Regions from separate parts of the Homo sapiens genome. Here region 2 is linked to region 1. The links are chromatin loops, found by intact Hi-C in ENCODE. Cell type or tissue: sigmoid colon. All regions are shown on one strand. Each heading gives the region's core, and the rest is flanking DNA. Links, peaks and the distances in the headings are about the cores only.

Region 1 (9,568 bases), core at 1,070-9,069:
CCATTTTCGTGGACACCGTCTCACAGGTCTACCTTGACTATTGTAACATTCCCAGCCACAGCCACCACGTCTTTCCCGCTGATCCGGGAGGCTAGCACGGTGCTACCCAAGTGTGATCCAGAGGGGTTCGAGCACCAGGTGTTCCTAGTCCCCAAAAGCTAGATACAGAAACGGAGAATGAACATTTAAAACTTTTATAGCAATTCGATAGACTAATTTTATGTCTCTCAAATCTTAATATTAAAGAAATTTGAGGGCTGTAGTTTTCGTATTTCTAGTTATAGGGCTGCATTACATTTTATAAACTATCAGTCTGCAACAAAGTCTTGGGGAAAAATGAAACAAACCTGGTTTCACAGAGAAGCTTGTGCTCCAGAGGGGCCAGCTACAACAGCCCGCCTCTGCAGGCTGGGAGCGCCTCCTGGACCGGCTCTAGGCCTTTCCATCCCAGCTCCTGACAACTTTCACCTTAGTTTCAAGCACACTGGATGACCTGCAGTGAGTTATTCCACAAAGCACATCAGTATGCTTCTCGGTGTGCAGGACGTCTCTTCTTTCCCAACCTGTCTACTCAGCAAACATCCACTCTTCCTTGAGACTTGTCAGAAAGCCCCTCTTGTCCTGTGAAATCTCCCTACGATCCCATCCTACCATCTCCTCACACCCTACGCCAAGCTATCCTTTTACAGGGTAAGTAGTCCTTATCCAAAATACTTGGACCAGAAGTGTTTTGGATTTCGGACCTTCTTGGATTTTGGAATAGTTGCATTATACTTACCAGTTGAGCATCTCTAATTTTAAAGTCTGAAATCTGAAATGCTCCAATATGAGCATTTTCACCTGAATGTTGTGTCAGCACTCAACACTGTTCAGATTTTGGAGCATTTTTCATTTCAGATTTTTGGATTAGGACGCTCAACCCATACCTTATATGTGCTTCTTTCCTAGCCTAGATCTTCGGAGCAAGGACTATGCCTTCCTCACCTTTTCGAGGTCAGTCTGGCAGAAGTCTGGCAGAAGCCTGGCGCATGGTAGGCCATCAATAAATACCAGCTGAATAAAATCAGTAAACATCTAAACGGCAGATTCTTCATTTCCCCATCCCTACTTCCAGCACACTCTGGATTATCTTACTCGATGTCATTAGGTGGCTGTCAACATCTCTTGGAGACCACAGGTCCTTGCCTTTAAGAAACACCATGTAGATTCTGATTGTACTTCAGGGTACAATCAGCTCATCCATAAAAAAAAAAAAATACTAGAAAATATCAATCCTTCTCAGATTCATTCATAGGATAATATATTCATAATTAAAGTAGCAACAGGATAGTTTTGTAGGGAATTGGAAAGATGGGTCTAAATTTTATCCACACACACAAATGAGATGGGAAAAGCTAGTTCTTTTTCTACGAATGAATAAGTTTGATCTATCAAATATTTAAAACATAAAGCAAAGAATATATTTTGGAGTGTTACTGGGTAGAGACTAGGTAGGACCAGACAGATACTGTGGATATAGGAATCAGAAATCCAGGCCAATGGGGAAGAAGTGGATTACAAAACAAACATTACTGAGAAAAGAATCCAGATAGCACTTTGCCTTATACTGTACATCAAAATAAATCCCAAATGTTTTAAAGATTATTTAGATGCTTTTAAAGTAAGGTTTTTGCTGCAAAAACTTACAAAACTATAAGGATATGTTCAGACTATCTGATGTGGAATAGGAAAACATTTGCTAAGCCAGAAATAAAATTTTTAATCAAAGACAGAAGCCACCAAGGAAGATGTAGAATTTGATTGAGAATACAGATTTTATGCTTTTATACATCTAAAAACACCAAAACCAAGTAAAGGCAAAATACAAAACTGAAGAATATATTTGTGTCATATATTACAGTGAAGGATAAATGTTCTTGGTATTCAAAGAACATTTAAAAATAGAAAGAACAAAGGAAAAAATTGAAAAACCACTTGATCTGAATAACATTTTTTAAGAGCATGAGAAACAAATGGCCAACACATTTTTGAAAAACTATTCAACCTTACTAATAATCAAAGAAATATAAATTTTAAGTGATTTTCCAGCTACCAATTTAACAAAAAGACTTTTTCAATCTTATTTCTTGCTGGTGAAACAGGATGCCATTGGAATCTTTGCTCACTGCTAATGCAGTATAAACAGATAACGCCTGTGTATAAAGCAGGTTGGCACACACTAGACTGTTTTATGAAAAATGTCCATGCCTTTGTCCTTGCCTTGGACTCTACTTCTAGACTTCTGTCTTAAGAAAATAAGATTTGAAGAGTTTCATAAAGATGCTTATCATACAGCTATGTGTAAAATGAAAACCTGAAAACCTAAAGTCCAAATAAAAGGATGCATTAAAACCGTGGCTTATCGATGACAGACTATTACGCAGCCATTACAACACCTTCAATAATCTATAATGACATGAGGAAATGCTATGCTATATACTGTGTGACAGTACTACATTTGTTAACTGAAAACAATAAAAATCGGATATAAAACTAAAACACACATTATTCACCAACTGTGCTAATGTATTTATGAAAACATACATATATATATAGGAAAAAGTATACATTAAAAAGACTGGAAAGTATTCCAAAATGTTAATAGTGCCCATCTTTGAATGGTGGGCATTTTTTCCATTTTCCTGAATTTCTAACTAGCCTACAAATAGTTTATTCTTCCTATAATGAAGATGCGGATAAGGAAAGTTCTTGATTTTTAAAAAGCAGCAACACAATGAAATAATATTCCCTGGTGAGACATAAGCAATGGATATGTATATCTTATTATAGCTTACATATCTCATGATATCTCCTTTTGATTTGGGTTTAACAACTTAAAAATAATAAGAATCCAAACATTTCTTTAGAACTTTGGAACATTCAAAGATGTTTAAGATGGGGTATCTGTCTCAAAGAGCAAAATTGACAGAGACAGCTCTACACTTGCAGAGCTTATAGACATGTGTACGTGCTTTTTATCTTCTACTGCTTACTAATTATGTCATATGTCAGTACCAATTCCCCCAAACTAGACCATAAGCTTCTAGAGGGAAGGAAAGCTAAGCCTCAGTCCTTAGAGTAAAACTCCCCCACAGCACACAAGTGCTCTATTTGGTTTGGTTTGGTTTGGTTTGGTTTGGTTTGGTTTGGTTTGGTTTGGTTTGGTTTTTTTGAAACAGGGTCTCCCTCTATTGCCCAGGCTAGAGTGCAGTGGCTCAATCACAGCTCACTGCAGCCTTGACTTCCCAGGCTCAAGTGATCCTTCCAACTCAGCAGGACCACAGGTGCATGCCACCGTGTCTGGCTAACTTTTTTTTTTAATCATTTTTTGTAGAGACAGGTTCTCACTGTGTTACCCAGGCTGGTCTTGAACTCCTGGCCTTAAGCCATCCACCCGCCTCGGTCTCCCAAAGTGCTGGGATTACTGGCATGAGCCACCACGCCTGGCCCAATAAGTGCTTTATAAATGTTAATTATGGTTGTGCCTCAGCATCTTTGTGGAATAATGGCAATATGACGATAGAAGAAAGCCCAGGCTAATTACTAGGCTGATCTGTTTAATTAGCTAGAGGTTTGACTACCACTTTAGAATAGATCACCAAAACTGCGAGCTGTGTAATAAAAGCCAAATACTCTTCTATTTAATATCAGCCTGTGGAAAGAAAAGCCAAATGATCAAAATCACTCCCCAGACATTTATTTAAAATAAAATGCTTTCATTTGAGCACTTGAAGAGAGGGGAAAGTTTTAATGTTAAGTCTAACATAACATCTCCAAATACCACATTAGAAAATATGAGTAACCCTACTGCGCTATCTGTTTCCCCTACTGGGTTCCGCTGTGCTCTTCCTCCCAGGGTTTCAAGTAAGCTGGATATTTAGTTAATACTTTCATTTTAAAGTGCTTTTTTTCTCTTCTTGCTACACATAGAAAACACACACACACACACACACACACACAGACACACACTTTAACCTGATGTAAATAATATTCAAAACAGACCTTACTAATAACAAGAAAATAAGTTTGACTATTCCTTGAGCTAAAGCATCAGTTAAACAATAAGTTGGAGGTGCAAAACTGTCATGTTTCAGAGGATCTCTAGGTCCGTCGCAATTTACCAGCACATTCCTCAGTGTACTAAGAACAGTACCAATGATGATGATGATGGTGGTGTTTGTAAAACACTACACTGGTCAACACATTTTTGCTTCGTAATCTACTTAATTTAATTACTAAGACAAGGTTGTAAGAAGGAAAGCATAGAAAAGGGTTTAAGGGACCAGGCGCGGTGGCTCACGCCTGTAATCCCAGCACTTTGGGAGGGCGGGTGGATCACCTGAGGTCAGGAGTTCGGGACCAGCCTGACTAACATATTGAAAACCCATCTCTCCTAAATACAAAAAAATTAGCCAAGTGTGGTGGCAGGTGCCTATAATCCCAGCTACTTGGGAGGCTGAGGCAGGAGAACTGCTTGAACCCAGGAGGCGGAGGTTGTATTGAGCCAAGATTGTACCATTGCACTCCAGCCTAAGCGATAGAGTGAGACTCAAAAAAAAAAAAAGAAAGAAAGAAAAAGAAAGAAAAGGGTTTAAGGTAAAACCTAGCATTGAGTAATAAAAAAGGAAGACTTAAGAAACCAAACTTTCTTTTCTTTTAAACATTGTTTAGAATGCAAATTCCTTAAAGGCCTAGCTGAATTACCAACCCCCCGCCCCCACCAAGAACCATTAGCTAGGATTAATCTCTTCATCCTGCATTATTTTAGGTTTATTCTATACTTCATTCTAAAACAAAGCAGACTATAAGATAGTTTCTGTGTCTGTCCCCTACCATATTATAAAGACTGCTTTGTACACGGTAGGTCAACAACTAAGCTGCTGAGTTAAAGGAGAAACCAAAACAAAACAAACTTCAAATGCCTTAAATATCAATGACGTACAGTAAGTACCAGGGAGTAGCTGATTTAAAAAAAAAAAAAATCAGCGACATAAACCAAATATCTAATAAGCTCCCTTTGTTGTTACTTTCTTTTAAGAATTCCTAAATATATCATAAAATAGTGATTATTTATACAACTTGGGGCTGCTCAAGGATGATTTTTTTAAAAGGACAGTATTTTGTGGAATTTTTCACAAAAGCAAATATCATTAAACTATGTCTTAGATTTTATTATTTACAAAATACTACCATTTGTAAGTTAAAACACACTCAACTTCTATTAAGTAGCGACTGATCATTCTCTGTAATATAAGATTTTAACACAAATCTATGGACTTTTCAAAAACTTTAAATGGGTCTTCAGATCATATTTAAATTTTCAATACAACACCACCCTCTAGGGGTGAACTTTAAATTACAAAGACCATTTTGAAAAAGCAAACTGCAGAATTCGTGCTATTCTTGCCTGATGTGCATTATATTTCAAATACAAAAATAAACCTTATTTTATTTAATATTAAAATTCATAGAAAATATCTTTTAACAAATAGTTTAATTCTTACTAAACTCTGCAAAAGTTAAAACAAAATACAAAATCAATTAAATTGATGCCAAGTGATTAAATAGGAAATGTGCTTTCACATAAATTTAACCTTAATAATCCTAAAAAGTGCAGACTGGGAATGGTGTTTTTTGTTTTTTTGTTTTTTTGACATGGAGTCTAACTCTGTTGCCCAGGCTGGAGTGCAGTGGCGCGATGTCTGCTCACTGGCAACTTCTGCCCCCCGGGTTCAAGCGATTCTCCTGCCTCAGCCTCCAAAGTAGCTGGGATAACAGGCACGTGCCACCACGCCCGGGTAATTTTTGTATTTTTATTAGAGATGGGGTTTCACCATGTTGGACAGGTTGGTCTCGAACTCCTGACCTCAAGTGATCCGCCCATCTCAGCCTCCCAAAGTACTGGGACTACAGGCTAAGGAATGGTGTTTTAAATAAATCAGAATAAATCAGTGCGAGGGAAGGGAATTTAATTAGATTAGCATCCCCAAGAAAAGAGAAATCTCTTGCAAAACACTTTAACTTGTTAGTTTTACAACTACTGTCTTACATGTTTGACAATACAAATATTTTCTTGCATGTTTACATACATGATTATTTTAGTGATTTTCGCTACTACAACCAATTTAGGTTCAGTAAGTCCCATTCAAAGAACATTCACAATTAAAACGCTATTCTGATATTCACTTTGTACCAAGTCATAATTACTCATAGATGTATTCCTGCAAGATTGACTAGAACTGACTTCCATGGTAAAAATAGAAGAACTGGAGAAAATGTCCCAAATATTCAACAACTGAAGGGCTAAGTTCGCTGCTAGCCCCAATGTGTGACCCAACTTCATTTCACAGGTCAGTCTGCCTGCACAGTGCTTCATTCATTATGCAGCACGCTAAGCACCTCCACAGTCATCCTTCCAACCAGTTAGGGTGCCGTCCAGGAAAGAGAAATCATGGCTGTTATTTATATAGGGAGAATTTTAATGTATCCCACCTCCACCTATTCCTTCTTCCAGTAACTACCCCCATAGGGTAACTTACTATCCTAACCTTTAAGAACGTAGATCAGTTGTATAACACTTTATAGAAAGAGAATCGTATGATGCTAGCTACTCTTGTGGCTGGATTCCTTCACTCCACATATTTTATGAGTGGTAGCATTATTTTTATGTGCAGTTGCATAGCATTCATTTGCATTGCTGTCTAGTACTCCATTACTCCAATATATCGCAGATCCTTCATTCTACCACTGATGGGCATTTAGGTAGTTTCTACCTGGGGGTTATTATAAATAGTGCTGCTATGAATATTCTAGTGTGTGTCTCTTATCAGCCTCGGAATGCATTTCTGTCGCACATGTACTCAGAAGCAGATACGCAGAAAGTGTATGTTCAGCTTAAGTAAATATTGCCAAATAGTTTTCCACAGCAGTTGTACCCGTTTATACTCCTACCAGCAGGGTATGAGATTTCAAGTTGCTCCCCATCCTTGCCAACAGTTTTCCAACTCTTTCATTCCTGTTATTCTGGTAGGTCTGGAGCAGCCACACTACGACTTTACTTCGCACTTCTCTGATGGACAGTAAGAACTCTGTGACACTTGTAGCAGGCAGAGGGATAGAATTCACCCGAGACAACACAGAGGGAAGGGCCCCGGCCAGAGGCTCTCAACCAAGGAGATTCTGCCCTCCTCAGGAGACATCTGGCAATGTCTGGTTATTTCAAATTTGGGGGTGTTGTTAACATCTAGTGGTTAGGAGCCAGGGATGCTGCCAAACATCCTACAATGCATAGGACACCCCCCACCACCACCACCACAACAAAGCATTATTTGGCAAAAGTGACAATAATGCCACAAATCAAGAAACCCAAATCAAGCAAATCATTATTGGGCATTTTCTCCTTAGCCAAATCATCATTCTCTGATACAGCACAAGAGGTCAATGTCCTATTGTCTTAAAATGTTATTTTTCCTAGAGTTGAGGGGATAGAAAGACAACAAAGGATACTAAGTGCCACACTCCATGGCACAGTGCATATCTTCTGCATATCCTGTTTCTTTCTCAGTTCTCGCGACAATGCGGAGATGAGGAAACAGATACCAAGCAGGCTCCTTGGCTCCTCTAAACTCACGCAAAGAGCAGCAGAGCTGGGACCAGAAGCTGTGATTTTCCACTGCACCCAGGGTCTTACTTTTAACTAAAAATAAGGGGAGTTTTTAGAGTCCACAATTCCTGTTAACTTGCAAGGCATGAATTTTACCTTATTAGCTTTGCAAAAGGCAGGCAAATAAAACGAGGTATGAGAAAAAGATCATTTGCAATGTTAAGATTATTAACCTGCACCTGTAAGTATCTTAAAATATTTCAACAAATCCACCTTCCTCATCACACGGTGATCTCTTTGAAATGAAACCCATACCATATTTTTCTTTGTCTATGCCCAATACCTGTAAGAGCAGGCATTCAACAGTTAACATGTCCTGGATTAATTACTGGCCTGAAACCCCAGTGAGAGAAGACAGAATCTTTATAAAACAAGCAGGTGGTTTAGATTTTATTTCATCACCAACACAACTATATTTAGTAACATTAACTAGAATAAACGGTTTTTGTTGAAAAATATTCAATTAAGTCAAATAATGGCCAATACCACAAAATTCTTTTTGAAATGCAAACAATTCAATTTTTCCAAGGATGAGTTTGCCAGCATTACCTTATCCTCCTGTGGATCTTCTATTTGAGGCTTCTATTTGTGAGGCCATTGGCATTATTAGGGCCAACAGAAATCCACCCACTATTAGAGCAGTTTTGAACCGTGGCCATACATTACAATCACCCAGGAGGTTTTGAAAGCCATGGGTGTCCAGGAGGATAATTTGGTAAATCTGCAGTAGATGAATTTTGAATTTACACCCAGGAAATAACTACACTTAGCAGTATCGTTTGAAAATAGCTACCCACGTAATTTTTGCAAGCTCCCCTCCCCTTAGGGGTCAGGACCACTACCCTGGAGATTCTGAACTGAACTGAGGAGGGCACCTGGCTGCTTTTCATACCCACCAGAGTTCAACATCCCAATGAGTTAGTTGCTCGTGGGCAGGACTAGGGGGCGACGTGAGCCCACCTAACAAACAGCCTGGCTTCCTTCCCACAGGGATGGCACCACCTGGTCATTTGTATTTAAACAATTCCCATCTGCTTTACACAGAAGGGGCAAACCAAACCCACCACCCCCATTCTCAGCCTATCTTCTTAAATTATCAACACCCAGTAGCTGGAATAGGACTTGAAATGGATAAACCTACCAACACTTGACTGCAGTGAGCCCAGAAATGGACAAGGCAGGATTTCCTGTTTACCCCACATAGGGTGGGGAGTGCGGGGACTAAGGGGTCCTAAGAAGAGACAGCATTTGCCGGAGGAAACAGTGGGGTTTCCAGTTTGTGTCTGGTTCCGGCTGGTGGCGGGGGGTTTCTAGTGACTCGTCTCACTGCATAGGAGCCTGCCCTCAGAGGACGCAGGCAGGTGTCATTTCAGGCCTGTGTACTCCTCTGATGAACGGCCATCTCCCTCCCATTCACATCCGTGCTGTTTTGCCTTATCATTGTTTCCCCAGCACCTAACACAAAGCCTGACACTGGTGGGTGACCACTAAACATTTCTTGAAAGAACAAATGGGAAGGGAGAGCTCCAGAATCTAAGCTGGGAACAGAGGAAAGCGAGAAGCCTAAAAGAAGGAGCGAACTGAAGAATGAAGGAAGTCAGGAGGGAGCGCAGGTGCACAGCTTTGTGATGCTCTGCGTGGTTACAATAAAGAGATGATCAAAGTATGATTTCCTGAAGCACATGGTCTATTGCCATACAAAGGCTCATGATCCCTAAGGAGGGGAGAATAATGAGAACAGGCCTACCAGGGAGCACACACGACAGACGAGGTCCATTCACCACACAGGGAGTGCTTCCCAAATATTAAAGTCCAGTTGCTCACTTAGGATGGAAGCAGGCCTCTGTGGAAAGTGACATCTGATTA
Region 2 (9,568 bases), core at 478-8,477, 150 kb after region 1:
TCCAAAAAAACAAAACAAAAACAAAAAAACAAACGTAAAATACACCATTGCACTCTGGCCTGAGCTAGAACCTGTCTCCAAAAAAACAAAACCCAAAACAAACAAAAAACCAAACATAATCTTCACAACCTGGTGAGGCAGGCATAATTATTCCTATGAAGTTAAAACTCAGAAAAATTAGGTAACTTGCCCAAGTCACACTGGTTAGGTTGTAATTTGAGCTCTAGTCTCTGCGGCTCACAAACCTCTGCCCTCAGCACTATGCTAGGAAACCTTTGTCACAGCCCTTGGCCATAATAAACAGAGCAGCCAGAGCATAAGGCCATTTAACCCACAGAATCTGAAGGGGTGCTCATCACTTTCCATGCTTTATGTCACCTCAGTGTGAGGTAACATACATTCTGTCACTCTGGACTTCCACAATGCAATGTGGCATCATTAGAAGTGAAGAAAAGGCTGTGCAGGAAGAGAGGTTAAAATGTTTAGAAAAATTTATTTAAGGAAATAATCAATGAAAGCTTCCCAAGTCTAGCAAGTGTGTCAGATATCCAGATACAAGAGACCCAATGACCCCCAGGTGAATACACTGCAAAAAGGACTTCAACATAGCATACTATAATCAGAAGGTCTAAAGTGAAAGTAAAAGAAACAATTTTAAAATAAGCAAGAGAAAAGCATCTAGTCACCCATAAAGGAAACCTCATCAGACTAACAGTGGACTTTTCAGCAGAAACCTTAAAGGCCAGAAGAGAATGGGATAGCATTTTTAAAGTGCTGAAGGAAAAAAACCCTGTCACCCAAGAATTTTATATCCTGCTAGAATAAGCTTCATAAATGAAAGAGACTAGTCTTTCCTAGACAAATACTAATGGAATCTGTCACCACTAGACCAGCCCTATAGGAAATGCTCAAAGGAGTCTTAAACATGGAAACAAAACGCTGATATTCACCATCACAAAAATACCCAGAAATATAAAACTCACAGTTCTTATAAAACAATCTCACAAAAGAGGAAAAGAAAGAAATCAAATTACAGAATTTCATCAAAACACAAGGACAAAAAGAGAAAAAGAAAGAAAACAAAGAATTTATAAAATAACTTGAAAATAACCATGTGACAGAAACAAAACCTCACATATCAATATTAACTTTAAATGTAAATGCATTAAATGCTTCATTTAAAAGATACAGACTGGCAGAATGGATTAAAAAAACATAATCCACCTATATGCTACCTACAAGAAACTCACCTTACCTGTGAAGACACAAATAGACTGAAAGTAAAGGGGTGGAAAAAGATATTCCATCCAAAAAGAAATCAAAAGGAGAACTATATATATGTCAAATAAAACAGACTCTAAATCAAAAACAGTTAAAAAAAAAAAAAAAGACTAAGAAGGTCATTATATAATGATAAAGGGATCAGTTCACCAAAAGGGTACAGCAAATCCTAAATATATATGCACCCAACATAGGACCACCCAAATTCACAAAACAAATATTACTAGCTCTAAAGAAAGAGATAGATAGCAACACAATAACAGTGGGGGACTTCGACATTCTACTCACAGCACTATACAGACCATCGAGGCAAAAAATTAACAAAGAAACACTGGACTTTAGACCAAATAGACTTAACAGACATTTACAGAACATTCTTCCCAACATCTACAGAATATATGTTCTTTTCATCAGCACATAAAACATTCTTCAAGCATGGGCTACATAGGGAGACTTTGTCTCTACAAAAAATAAGATTAAAAATAAATGTAGCCAGGCATGGTGGTATGTGCCTGTGGTCCCAGCTACTCAGGAGGCTGAGGTGAGAGGACTGCTTAACCTTAGGAGGTCAAGGCTACAGTAAGCCATGATCACACCACTGCACTCCACCCTGGGCAACAGAGCAAGACCCTGTCTCAAGAAAGAAAAAAAAAAAAAAGGAAGAAGAAACATTCTTAAAGATAGATCACACATCACACATTAGGCTACAAAACAAGTCTTAACAAATTTTAAAAAATCAAAATCAAGTATCTTCTCAGACAATAGTAGAATAAAGCTAGAAATCAACATAAGAGGAACTTCAGAAATGATACAAGTACATGGAAATTAAACAGCATGCCCCTAAATAATCACTTAATCACTGGGTTAATGAAGATTTTTTTCCCCTGAGACCCCTGAGACAGGGTCTTACTGTGTCACCCAGGCTGTGGTGTAATCATGGCTCACCGTAGCCTCAAACTCCTTTGGCTCAAGTGAGACTCCTGCCTCAGCCTCCTGAGTAGCTGGGACTACAGGCACATACCACCATGCACAGCTGCACAGCTAATTTTTTTGTAGAAATGGGGTTTTTCCACGTTGCCCAGGCTGGTTTCAAACTCCTAGGCTCAAGCAATCCACCCACCTCAGACTCCCAAAGTGCTGGGATTACAGGCATGAGCCACCATGCCTGACCTTAAAAATTTTTGGAAACAAATAAAAATGAAAACACAACATACCAAAGCCTGTGGGATGCAGCAAAAGCAGTGCTAAGAGGGCATTACTAATGTTTACAGCATTACATGTCTACATAAAAAAGTAGGAAGATCACAAATTAACAACCTAATGCCATACCTCAAGGCATTGAAAAATATAACGAAAACTATAACAAGAAAAAAAATAACTAAACTCAAAGTTAGCAGAAGAAAAGAAATAACAAAGATCAGAGCAGAACTAAATAAAATGGAGACCAAAAAACAATACAAAGTATCAACAAAATGAAAAGTTGGGACTAGGTGCAGTGGCTCATGCCTGTAATCCCTGCACTTTGGGAGGCTGAGGCTGGCGGATCGAGATTCTAGGAGTTCAAGACCAGCCAGGGCAATGTGGCAAAATCTCACCTTGACAAAAAATACAAAAGTTAGCCAGGCATGGTAGTGTGCACTGTAGTCCCACCTACTTGAAAGGCTGAGGTGGGAGGATTGCTTAAGCCTGGGAGGCAAATATTCTAGTAAGCCATGATTGTGCCACTGCACCGTGTAGCCTGAGTGATAGAGCCAGACCCTGACTCAAAAAACAAAAAAGAAAAGTTGGTTCTTTGAAAGATACACAAAATTGATAAACCACTAGCTAAGACTAAGAAGACAAGAGAGATACAAATAAACAAGATACAAGACAAGAAGAGATACAAATAAACACAATCAGAAATGAAAAAGGAGACATTACAACTGATACCACAGACATACAGAAGATCATCAGAGACTATTATAAACAACTAGATGTCCACAAACTAGAAAACCCAGAGGAAACTGATAAATTCATGGAAACATAATCTTCAAGATTGAACCAGGAAGAAACAGAGTATCTGAAAAGATCAGTAATGTAGTAGCAAGACTGAATCACTAATAAAAATCTCCCAAGAACAAAAAGAAGCCCAGGACCTGATGGAGTCACAGCTGAACTCTACCAAACACAGAAAGAATGAATACCAATCCTTCTGAAACTATTCTAAAAAGATCAAGGAGGGAATTCTCCCTAACTCATTCTATGAGGCCGCTATCACCTTGGTACCAAACAGACAAGGACACAACACCACCAAAAAAGAAAATTATAGACCAATATCCCTGATGAACACAGACACAAAAATCCTCAACAAAATACTAGCAAATTAAATCCAACAGCACATCAAAAAGAGAATACATTATGATCAGGTGGGATTTATCCCAGGGATGCAAGGATGGTTCAATATATACAAATCAATAAATGTGATACATCACATAAACAGAATTAAGGACAAAAACCACATGATTGTCTAAATAGATGCAGAAAAAGCATTCAATAGCCTGGGCACAGTGACTTATACCTGTAATCCCAGCACTTTGGGAGGCCAAGGTGGGCAGATCACTTGAGATCAGGAATTCAAGGCCAGCCTGGCCAACATGGTGAAACTCCGATTTTACTAAAAATACAAAAATTAGCCAGGCATGGTGATGCATGCCTGTAGTCCCAGCTACTCGGGAGGCTGAGGCAGTAGAATTGCTTGAACCCAGGAGGCAGAGGTTGCTGCGAGCTGAGATTGCACCACTGCACTCTAGCCTGGGTGACAGAGATTCCGTCTCCAGCTACTCAGGAGGCTGAAGGGGGAGAATCGCTTGAAACCAGGAGGTGGAGGTTGCAGTGAGGTGAGATCGCGCCACTATACTCCAGCCTGAGCAACAGAGTGAGGCAGTTGCTCTGTCTCACAAAAAAAAACAAAAAACAAAAAACAGATGTTGGTGCAGATGTGGAGAAAAGGGAATGCTTATACACTGTTGAAGGGAATCTAAATTAGTATAGCCTTTATGGGAAACAGTATGGAGATTTCTTAAAGACCTAAAAATAGAATTAACCTTTGATCTAGCAATCCCATTACTATGTATACATCCAAAAGGAAAGAAATCATTATATCAAAAACAAAAACAAAAAAAACCACTCGTATGTTTACTGCAGCACTAGTCACAATAGCAATGATATGGAATTAACCAAAGTGTCCATCAATGGAGGACTGGATAACAAAAATGTGTATATATCTACATCTATATCTCACCTTGAATACTACTTAGCCATAACAAAGAATGAAATAATGTCTTTTGCAGCAAGATGGATAGAACTGGAGGCCACGTGTATAAGTGAAATAACTCAGAAACAGAAATTCAAGTATCACATGTTCTCACTTTAAGTGGGAGCTAAACAATGTGTATGCATGAGCATACAGAATAGAATGACACTGGTGACTATAAAAAGTGTGAGGGTGGGAGGAGATGAGGGTTGGAAAATTACCTATTGGGTACAATATTCACTATTTGGGTGATGATGGGTACACTAAAAGCCCAGACTTCACCATGTAAGAAAAATGCACTTGTATTCCTTAAACGTTTTAAAAATTAAAAAGAAAAAAAAGTGAAGGGGAAGCAAGCAGTAAGCACTCAGGGGAAGCAGCATCAGCACTCCAGGGCCACAAGGACAGCTGAGCTGTGGGTTCTGTGATCAACTGCCCTCTGCTGGTGAGTAGAAATAATGAGTGGAAAGAGGACCAAAGGCTCATTTCAGGTTGAAGGTGTCAAGAAGATCTTTTTCAGCCTTTTATTAGAGAAAAATTCAAACTTAAATAACAGACAGAAGAGTATAAAACAGCCCCATGCATCTTTACCTAGCTTTGACAATATATCAGCTCATGGCCAATCTTGTGTCATCTACCCATTACCCACTGCCCTCTGCCATGTTTTATTTTGAAGCAAATCCCAGACAACATATCATTGCATCTGGAATTATTTTAGTATGCATCTCTAAAAGAAAGGGAATTTTTTAAAAAGCTCCATAACACCACCATTGTCACAACTGAAAAATAATTAACAATAATTCTAATAATTCCAATAATTCCTTATAGCATGGGACGCCAACAACAAAACAAATCATTAAGCCTCACCCAAGGAGGATCATGGCAAGGGAAAGGCAATCATGCAAAATTCAGATTAACAGCATGAATCACCCAAACAAACAAAAGTACCTCATCTTCAGTCTTGCCAGAGTAAACTAGCAGGAACATAGATTAAATGAATATCTTAACTGGAAATGCAAAGCCATGCACCCAAATGGTAGGAAAATCTTTAGTTCAGCAGATGTGACACAAGTGCTACTAAGTCTTTGTTGAAACTTTTATACAATGTTTTTATTATTATAATTTTTTTTTTTTTTGAGACAGGGTCTCACTCTGTCACCCAGACTGAAGTGCAGTGGTGCGTTCTTAGCTCAATGCCGCCTCGACTTCCTGGGCTCAGGACTACGGGCGCGCACCACCACGCCCAGCCCTTTTTTTTTTTTTTTTTTTTTTTTTTTTGAGACGAAGTCTCACTCTCGCCCAGGCCAGAGGCAGTGGCACAATCTTGGCTCACTGCAACTTCCGCCTCCCAGGTTCAAGCAATTCTCCTGCCTCAGCCGCTCAAAGGTGGGACTACAGGCATGTGCCACCACGCCCAGCTAATTTTTTGTATTTTAGTAGAGACGGGGTTTCACCATGTTGCCCAGGCTGGTCTCAAACCCCTGAGCTCGGGCAATCTGCCTGTCTCGGCCTCCCAAAGTACTAGGATTACAGGCATGAGTCACCACATCCAGCCTATTTTTTCTATTTTTTTAGAGACAGGGTTCCACCATGTTGCCCAGGCTGATCTCAAACTCCAGGACTCAAGTGATCCTCCTGCCTTGGCCTCCCAAAGTGCTGGGATTATAGGTGTGAGCCACCGCATCTGGCCTATTTTTGTTATTTTTAAAGAGACAGGGTCTTGCTGTGTTGCCCAGACTGGTCTTGAACTCTTGAGCCCAAGCAATCCTCCCGCCCTGGCCTCCCAAAGTGCTGGGATTATAAGTGTGAGCCACCATGCCTGGCCTTGTTGAATCTTTCCAGTGATTCAGGAGGGCAACACGGTCCTTGAGGGCCAAATGCTCAGAGGAGTATCCAAGCAGCTGGGCTATGAGACACTGAGAGGTGTGACCATACCAGCTCCCCAGCAATCTCAAACCCAGGGATTAGAATTAGGTTGAAAGATCACTCCCCTTTTTGGGCTACCTCTGTGCTATTTCTCCCTCTCTTGCAAATTTCTGTTAGCATGTCTCTTTTCCCTTCTAAATTATACGCCTCTGCAAGTCAGTATAGCATTTGATATGGTTTGGCTCTGTGTTCCCACCCAAATCTTACCCTGAATTGTAATAATCCCCACGTCGTGGGAGGGACCTGGTGGGAGGTAATTGAATCACGAAGGCAGGTCTTTCCTGTGCTGTTTTCATAATAGTGAATAAGTGTTACGAGATCTGATGGTTCTATAAAAGGGAGCTCCCCTGCACATGCTCTCTTGCCTGCCGCCATGTAAGACATGATTTTGCTCCTCATTCACCTTCCGCCATGATTCTGAGACACCCCCAGCCATGTGGAACTGCTAATCAATTAAACCTCTTTCCTTTATAAATTACCCAGTCTGAGGTATGTCTTTATTAGCAGCATGAGAACAGACTAACGCAGCGTTGTGTTCACTTTTGTATCCCGAGCAGCTGGCACATGAGAGATGCTCAATGGATGCTTGCATGAAGAAAGCCTGAACTAGAAAAGTCTATCACTTGATGATGCCAAATGTTGGAAAAAATGGGAAGAAAAGAGTATTCTCCTACTCTGCTTGTGGGACGATGAACTGATACAGCCACTTTGTCCTCCAAAGAGATGTCAAATATTTAGGCCATAAAACAAGAATAGGATGCAAAAAACAGGAGCATTCAGAGAACAGCAAGAAAAGAGAGAGTTCCTGGAAATTATAAACACTCAACAGAAGGGTTGGAAGCTAAAGTTGAGAAATTCGAGAAAATCTTCCAAAGCAGAGCAAAAGAAAAACAGATAAAAAATAGAAGACAAAAGAAAGAAAACCAAAGACTAATCTAGGGGGTGCAATATCTGAATAAAAGGAGTTCCAGAAAGAGAACAGAGAAAACAGATGGGACAAAATTAAAGAAAAAATTTAAAACATTTTTCTTATATGCTTATATTCTGAGTTTCCCAACAGAAAGGGCAATGAATTCCCGGTAAAACAGATAAAACAGATAAAAACAGACTCACATCAAAGCACATCACTGAGAGAATTCAGAGCACTGGGGAAAAATAAAGACCTAACATGCTTCCAGAAATAACATACACAAAGGATTAAGAATCAGATTGGCTTTAGACATAGACAACAATCCTAGAAGTAAAAGATAAATGCAGCAATGATCTCAAAATTTTAAAGGAAAGTGATTTCTAATCAATACCCAGCCTAAGTATTAACTATGGGTGAAGACAGACAAAAAAGACTTTCAGACATACGTGGTCTCCAAATGTGCCTTCCATGTTCCCCTTCTCAGGAAATTACTGGAAAATGTGCTTCACCAAAATGAGAGTGTGCACCAAGCAAGTGAAAGACATGAGATACAGTAAATGGGGGACCCCCTAGAGGGGACAGCGAAGACACTCTCCATGAGAGAAGAACATTATGCAGGGAAGGAAAGGTGTACTCTGTGGCTCACCATACCATCAAACTGAAAACTAATTAGCCAAAACCACCAGACAACTATATTAGGAGGACAGAGGGATGGGAGGGTGCGTACATTTGATGAGGGTGGGTGCCAGAGTTGACTTCTAACCTCCCATAGAGAGAAGTCAATAGATGATACCTAAAGTTGAAACGTAGAGAAGGAGCAACGAAAACTTACCATTTAGAGAAATGGCAGTAACAACAAAAATAACCCACTAAGACAGATGGAAGCAGTTGTCTCAGAGAAGGGGAAGAGGAGGGGGAGCACAGATGCTGCTGTTTTTGCAATCCTATGCATCTGTAACTTTGATAAATAAAACAATATGAGGGAAAAACCCTGCACACAGGAAGTGTCTCAGAAAATTCAGAAGGGCAGTAAAGCTTCCAACAGCACTGCCAATGGTCTGACATTGTTCGACCACCAGGTTCTGCTGCTGTTATGCCTGTTTGTACCTTACTGCAATATCCCAGTTTATGGCCATCAAAGCTCAGCATTTCACAAGCACCTAAAAGATACAAAGCTTTACACTGTAACCAAGAGTGTGGAAGCCACTCAGTCAGCAGGTATGTTACACACGGATTTCCAAAGCTCTTACCAGCAGTAAAAATGCCTTTCGTGCTCTGTCTTATACTAGACGGTCTCACGATTGCTGAAAGCCCTGCGAGAAAAAAACCAAAAAGGAGACCAAAAAAACCCAAAACAGATGTTAGTCATCTTAACAGTTTTAAAACTTGAAACTAAATATTCTTTCTAGTCAGCCAATCAAACCACCAAATCTATCTCTGTCCTGCTGTCACAGTGACAATGAAAAGGGCAGTGGGATTGAGGGCCAGGAGACCAGAGCAGCCAGCCGTGGCGCCACCCGGCTGTGTGAGTCCAAGCCGATGACCGAACAGCTCTGTGCCTCTTCCCCTTAAAACAAGGGGATGGGTTAGCTGACCCTCAAAGGGCATTTTATGACTTAAATCTGCTTGAGATTTCTGGTTCTCAATTCCATAACATGAAAAGATAAAAACCAAATGATTACATCTACGAGAAAAACTTTCATTCTGAAAACACACATACGGATTCCACAGTGAGGAACAAGTTTCACTCACCTCAAAGAGACGGCCCAGATCACACTGTTGCCAGGATCATGTTCAAACAAACAACAGTGTGCCTCGTACAGAGCTATCTTCAGGATGGGGAGCTGGTGACCTAAACACACACTCTGCAAACCTAGTGCAGGCCCAGGAGGAGAGTGGGCGTGGAGCGCCTGCTGCAGCTCATCCACTGCAGTGCGATGGTCTTTGCAAAGCATTACTGGAAATTCTATCTGGCACGCGGAGGAGCTCAGTAAATATTTACTGAATGAAAACAGGAGAATGCACTCAATTGACAGAGGGACTCATTCTCAATTTCATAAATATTTCTTGATTGACTGATCTCATAAATTACCTTTAGCACCTTAAAGGGAAGTTAGTCTCTGAAGATAAGGTTCAGGCTCTTTTTTTTGTTTGTTTTT

What was found. Hi-C counts contacts between places; a loop is a spot of excess contacts. Peaks named below come from ENCODE experiments on the same cell type or tissue, not always from the same donor. Only the 100,000 strongest peaks of a DNase experiment are listed, where the experiment ranks them.
Region 2: a loop joins it to region 1, with 4 times the contacts of the local background. A loop is called at or near these places in 83 of 110 quality-filtered maps.

The regions. Positions count from the first base shown.
Region 1 is chr3:11,646,747-11,656,314 of GRCh38, forward strand. It overlaps a transcript of VGLL4 not described here. Among named protein-coding and RNA genes, the nearest start is that of VGLL4, 7.6 kb to the left of the region's middle. In sigmoid colon, for the core only: a CTCF peak has its summit at 5,381 (motif pointing left); no DNase peak of the experiment used is centred there.
Region 2 is chr3:11,799,174-11,808,741 of GRCh38, forward strand. It overlaps TAMM41 (TAM41 mitochondrial translocator assembly and maintenance homolog), which reads right to left. Exons shown (of 8, transcript NM_001284401.2): 7 at 8,660-8,722. Among named protein-coding and RNA genes, the nearest start is that of TAMM41, 43 kb to the right of the region's middle. In sigmoid colon, for the core only: CTCF peaks have their summits at 5,016 (motif pointing left) and 5,219; a DNase peak (open chromatin) is centred at 4,982; H3K27ac peaks cover 37 bases.